Linked DNA regions of Homo sapiens: region 1 is linked to region 2. Evidence: chromatin contacts called from ENCODE Hi-C or POLR2A ChIA-PET data. All regions are on one chromosome and are shown on one strand. The core of a region is the stretch at or near the end of the contact, and the rest is flanking DNA. Distances in the headings are between cores, read along the strand shown. Region 1 overlaps KLF3-AS1 (KLF3 antisense RNA 1). Region 2 has its middle 56 kb from the start of LINC02513.

Evidence for each region. Hi-C counts contacts between places; a loop is a spot of excess contacts on that map. ChIA-PET counts read pairs that join two places held with the same protein, here RNA polymerase II (POLR2A). Pooled maps may share reads with other maps.
Region 1: a loop to region 2 is called in a pooled map, with 2.9 times the contacts of the local background. The contact joins two enhancer-like sites. A Hi-C loop is called at or near these places in 36 of 168 maps with a recorded cell type or tissue (A673, B cell, CD4-positive, alpha-beta memory T cell and 28 more), 15 of 37 single-sample maps with no recorded cell type and 35 of 50 pooled maps. POLR2A ChIA-PET finds 5 or more read pairs at or near these places in 35 of 52 experiments (A549, A673, AG04449 and 27 more).

Annotation. Positions count from the first base shown.
Region 1 is chr4:38,653,074-38,655,773 of GRCh38, reverse strand. The region is part of intron 1 of KLF3-AS1 (KLF3 antisense RNA 1); the gene reads left to right. Among named protein-coding and RNA genes, the nearest start is that of KLF3, 9.8 kb to the left of the region's middle. Within about 2 kb of position 1,358, at least 4 of the 41 ENCODE cell types and tissues checked have a DNase peak (open chromatin) inside an H3K27ac peak, as active enhancers do; they include CD8-positive, alpha-beta T cell, where a contact is called at or near this core.
Region 2 is chr4:38,309,202-38,311,901 of GRCh38, reverse strand. No RefSeq gene overlaps it. Among named protein-coding and RNA genes, the nearest start is that of LINC02513, 56 kb to the left of the region's middle. RefSeq lists enhancers at 1,198-1,357, 1,368-1,497. Within about 2 kb of position 1,326, at least 6 of the 41 ENCODE cell types and tissues checked have a DNase peak (open chromatin) inside an H3K27ac peak, as active enhancers do; they include CD8-positive, alpha-beta T cell, where a contact is called at or near this core.

The sequences.
Region 1 (2,700 bases), core at 109-2,608, 340 kb before region 2:
GTGGCTCACGCCTGTAATCCCAGCATTTTGGGAGGCTGAGGTGGTGGATCACTTGAGGTCAGGAGTTCGAGGCCAGCCTAGCTAACATGGTGAAACCCTGTCTCTACTAAAAATACAAAAATTAGCTGGGCGTGGTGGCACGTGTCTATAATCCCAGCTACTCCGGAGGCTGAGGGAGAAGAATCGCTTGAACCTGCGAGGCGACTTTGCAGTGAGCCGAGATTGTGCCACTGCACTCCAGCCTGGGCGACAGAGTGACTGTCTCAAAAAAAAAAAAAAAAAAAACCGCTAAGAAAGAAAGAAACGGGCAAGTTGTGTATGATTAAGTGTCAGATCTGAAGCACAGTTTTGCAAGTTGGCCCTTTGAAAGCACCTCAGAGCCAGAGGTGCAGTCCTTTGATTGGGATTTTGAAGGGGGCTGAGTCTAGCGGGGCAGGAGGTGGTGAAGAGGGAGGCTCTAGGAATCAAGGGCAGTGAGAGAAGGCAAACGTCTTTTATTGACTGTGGGTTTTTTTTTTTTTTTTTTTTTTTTTTTTGAGATGAAGTCTAGCTCTGTCGCCCAGGCTGGAGTGCAGTGGCATGATCTCAGCTCACTGCAACCTCCTCCTCCCAGCTTCAAGTGATTCTCCTGCCTCAGCCTCCCGAATAGCTGGGATTATGGGCATGTCCCACCACACCCGGCTAGTTTTTGTGTTTTTAGTAGAGACAGGGTTTCACTATGTTAACCAGGCTGGTCTCCAACTCCTGACCTTGTGATCCGCCTGCCTCGGCCTCCCAAAGTGCTGGGATTGCAGGCACTGCACCCGGCCGACTCTTTGGCTTTTTAAAGACTGCTTGGATAGTTGGACCTGTGCTGGTTCTTGGAACTGGAATTTCCTCTTCAAAATGACACGTAACAGTATTTACTTGACAAACCTTTCCAAAGAAGAAAAGCTAAAAACAAACACAAAAAACAAAACAAAACAAAAAAAACCCACCAAAACCAAAAATAGAAAAGCCAGCAAACTAGAATGAGTAGAGCCGAAGTTCCTATTTCTGAAGAGATAGGAATATATTAAAACTCCTGGATCAAGGTCCATTCATCCTCTCTGGGGGTCTTTTGCCAGGATCTGTTGATTCGACGGGAAACAGAGGTGTCAGCAGTTGTGGATGTGAGTATGTGAGAGATGACCTGCAGCCCCCAAACACCATTAACGTGTCTGGTGCGTTGTCTCAGCAGGAGGGGCTTCTAGCTGCTCCGCTGTTTCTTTCTGAGCTGCATCTGCTTGTCTGTTATTGTTCGTAGGTTTTCTGGGTAACTATAAGCAACGGCCTTGTTAGTTCCTCTTGAGATTGCCCACTACTCCCCACCCTTATTTCTCACCTCCCAGCATCCTGTTTGTCTCCCTGACTCTGTTCCCCGCCCTGTCCCCACCCTTACAGAGCTACCAGCCCTTTTAGCCATGTTTTCTTCCCTTAGCTCATTAATTTTAACCTTTTATTAAGTGTTCTCACATCAAACAAGGCACGTCATCTATCCAATTGTTTATTCATTAATTTGTGCTTTCTTCTATCGTGAATATCTTTAAAATATGTCCAGATGTATATTGCAGTGTGTCTTCCCTTCCTCCCCTTGTCTTGAAGATACTGTTATATACCTAATGTAAATGACGAGTTAATGGATGCAGCACACCAACATGGCACATGTATACATATGTAACAAACCTGCATGTTGTGCACATGTACCCTAGAAACTTAAAGTATAATAAAAAATAAATAAATAAAAATTAAAAAAAAATAATAAAAAAGAATGGAAGAGGATAAAAGAAAGTATGGACAGCTTTGAATTATGTAAAAGGCTTTTTTTTTTTGGTGTGCTTTGCCCTTAAAGTTACTTGCTTGTGATAGGAACAAGAAATCTACAATATATATTGTGTTCATGCTCACATCAATATGTTTAGTTTATTAGATTTTCCAGAATATTTTAGCCCGTCAATAATTGTTGGTTTTTTTTTGTTTGTTTTTTGAGACAGAGTCTTGCTCTGTCACCCAGGCTGAGTGTAGTGGTGCGATGTCGGCTCACTGCAACCTCCGCCTCCTGGGTTCAACAGATTCTCCTGCTTCAGCCTCCCTAGTAGCTGGGGCTATAGGCGCGTGCCATCATGCCTGGCTAATTTTTTGTATTTTTAGTAGGGATGGGTTTTCACCGTGTTAGCTAGGATGGTCTCAATCTCCTGACCTCATGATCTGCCTGCCTCGGCCTCCCAAAGTGCTGGGATTACAGGCGTGAGCCACTGTGCACAGCCCAGCCAGTCAATAATTTTATGTGACGTGTCTGGACTTAAATTTAAATTTTTCTCATTGCTGTTGCAAATGGGTCTATTAACTATGAAACGTTATAGAGTCTAGCACTTAAGTTTTGCAGGTTTATGAGGAATATTTAAACATTTAAAAAAATCATCATAAAAGAAGTCATCAGTGCTCTAGCACAACTAAATATATAATTCTGCCTAGTGGTCATGGTATCTTCTCAATAGAGAAAATTCACTTTCTAAAAAAGAGAAACATTTAGTTTTTTAAAAAGGAGGGAAACACTTTCAAAATTTGAGTACAACTTTTGCTACACAGTAATGTATCTAATCAGTTTCCTTTTCTGCACTAAAGATAAGGGAAATGGATTCAAAAGAAGCAGGAATGGATGATGGTATTCTAAACTCATCT
Region 2 (2,700 bases), core at 77-2,576:
TTTGCCAGAGGACTGGAAGCACTTAACACAGAACTCTGGCACAGAGCATCATTCTTGTTCCCCCTCTCTCCTTTTAAACACTGAGAACCAATTTACCTGAGTGAGTGCCGAAAGGAACATTTCATCCCTTTGCCTTACTCATTTTAATCGGAGGGAATGAGGTGTGTGTTCTTGCTCGCTGGCGGTGCTAGACGCCCGAGGAGATGCATGGAATTCCTCTTGGGTGAATAGGAAATAGAAAAGGAATAGCTAACGAAGGTGGCAACTATTCTGTGCCCTTTAGAAGTAAGTGCTTCCTCCTCCCTTCCTGCTACACTCAGCATGCAAACCCCAGAACCAAGACTGTATAACACAGGTAAATGGAAATATTCCCATCACAAGAGGAAGAAACCCACTCCCTACCCAAAACAAGGGGTAGGAGGCAAAGGTGGCTCAAATGCACAATAACAGTGAGAGCCCACCTTTATGGAATACTTAAAACACACCAAATACTTTATGCACAGTGACTCATTTAGTCCTCAAAACAACCCTGAAAAGTGGAAAGCAGGTGCTTCTATTTCCTGAATCTGCAGATAAGGAGGAATGTGAGATCACACAGATATTATTTTAGTGAAGGCAGAATTCTAATCCAGGCTTTTCTCATTTAGCGTCTGTAGCTTCACCATTAGGCTACAAAATTAGCTAAATTAAGATACTTATTTGGGAGCGGATAGCAATTTAGAAGGGAAATTTTGTTGGGTTTAGGAGTGGCTCAAGTAATACACCTTGGGATTCCTGGCCTTTGAGGACTATCATCTTCCATCTTACCGTAGGTCTCCAAAATCCATTAAGCACATTTCACAGGTGCAGGGACAGAAAGTTTCCACAAGGAATTGACTCTGGAGAAGCAACAGTTAAGCACTCTCTAGCTGTCTTCCTGTCAGATCAAGGCTTCTCACTCAAAGGAATGTCAGGAACCTATGTGGCACACACAGCCTTTGTGTGAATTCGAAAGTAGCACCTCTCCTGGGTAGATGAGTGGCAAAAATCTGCTCTTTCTGGGAGGATCCTTCTGGAAGGGTAATATCCACACTAAGCTTCACTGCTTGGCAGGGGTTGGGCCAGATTTCAGCCCCTTTCATACCCCTGCAGCCAGGTTCAAGAGTGCAGCAGAGCCCTGGTAAGCCAAGCTCCCTTTCCAAGCCAGGACTCTGCACCTGTTAAGCCCAAGTCACTCTTGCTGAGCTGTTACCATCTTTGGTGGTTGTTTCACGTGATTGTGGTCTCCTGTCAGCTCATGAGAGGGCAGAACCCAATTACTAGATTACTCAGAGTGCTGGTTTTCTTTTTCTTTCTTTTTTTTCTTTTTTCACCGCACTCAAGGCTGTGGCAGCCAAAATTTCCCTCCATCTCCCTGGTTTGACTCAACGAAGCTAGGCTGACATTGCTGTACATAGACTGCTAGGAGACTGTGACCATACTACACCATTTTTTCAATAGCGCTGACCAATTTCAATGGCTTGATTTTGTCATCGGATTGTATAAAAGAGCATGAAAAATAATTGGCAGTGGATAAACATTTTTCAGTCCACACTAAAAACGTAAATGTGAATCGATTACAAACCATGGGGAAATAAATTTGGTCAAAACTTAGTCATTTCGCTTTTGGAAATTTGTAGTAAAGAAATAATGCTAAATGTAGAAGAAAAACAAAAACCTCTGTCCACAAAGATAGTCACTACTGCGTTATTTGTATTAATACTAGGGAAAGTTGGAAATTAGCTGTCTTTATGGGAGAGCTTGTAGGTTAGGTAAATTATGGTATTTACCACATAATAGAGTTTTACAGCATTTTTGGAATTTGTGTTTCTGAAATGTTTGTTGGAACATATATAATGTGTATGTTGTTACAAGAAAAAATGTCAGGAAGCAAATAAATGTAAATTATAATCACAACTGTGTCAATAATGCTTAGAAAAATTTAGAAAGAGGACACACTAAAGCAGTCTTATTAAACCTAATGAAAATAACTACTATTTGTTGAGTTTTTGCTGTGTGTGAGGTACTGTGCTCAGTGTTTTTACATACATTAATTCAGTTTATCCTTCTATTAACAACTTGTGGTAAGTACAATTATTATGATTCCCATTTTATAGATGAAGGAATTGTTGCAGAGCTAAGTTAAATAACTTGCCCAAGTCATGTAGCAGAAAATGTAAAAGCTGGAAGATGAATCCAGGAAGCCTCAACAGCCACGCCTCCTAGCTGTTTGTCAGCTAGTTGAAAAATAGAACAAAAGATAATATGGAGAGATATCATTAAAAATATTACATAGAACAGGTTGAGCCTAGAATATGATGGGGTAGTGTTACAAGTACCCAATAACTAAATGGAGGAAGTTCTGTTTACCCAGGTAAAGATAATACAGTTCAAGCATCAATAACTGCAGTAGACTGAAGCACATCAATATTTGTGAAGTTACAGGTTTAAAATTACTCAGGAAAAAAACCCTCATCGGACACGTTTAGAGAAGCTAGGAAATAGCTCATTTCGCTGAAAACTGGTAAATAGAAAATAACCAAGCATTTTTCCTGCTTTTACTGTGCAAAATTTAGGGTAACTAAAGAGTTGATGAGGACAAATTTCCTTTAATGGAAATATTCCACATAACGAACGAAGCAGGAATAGTAGAATAGCATCCCCATAAAATAAAGGATCAGG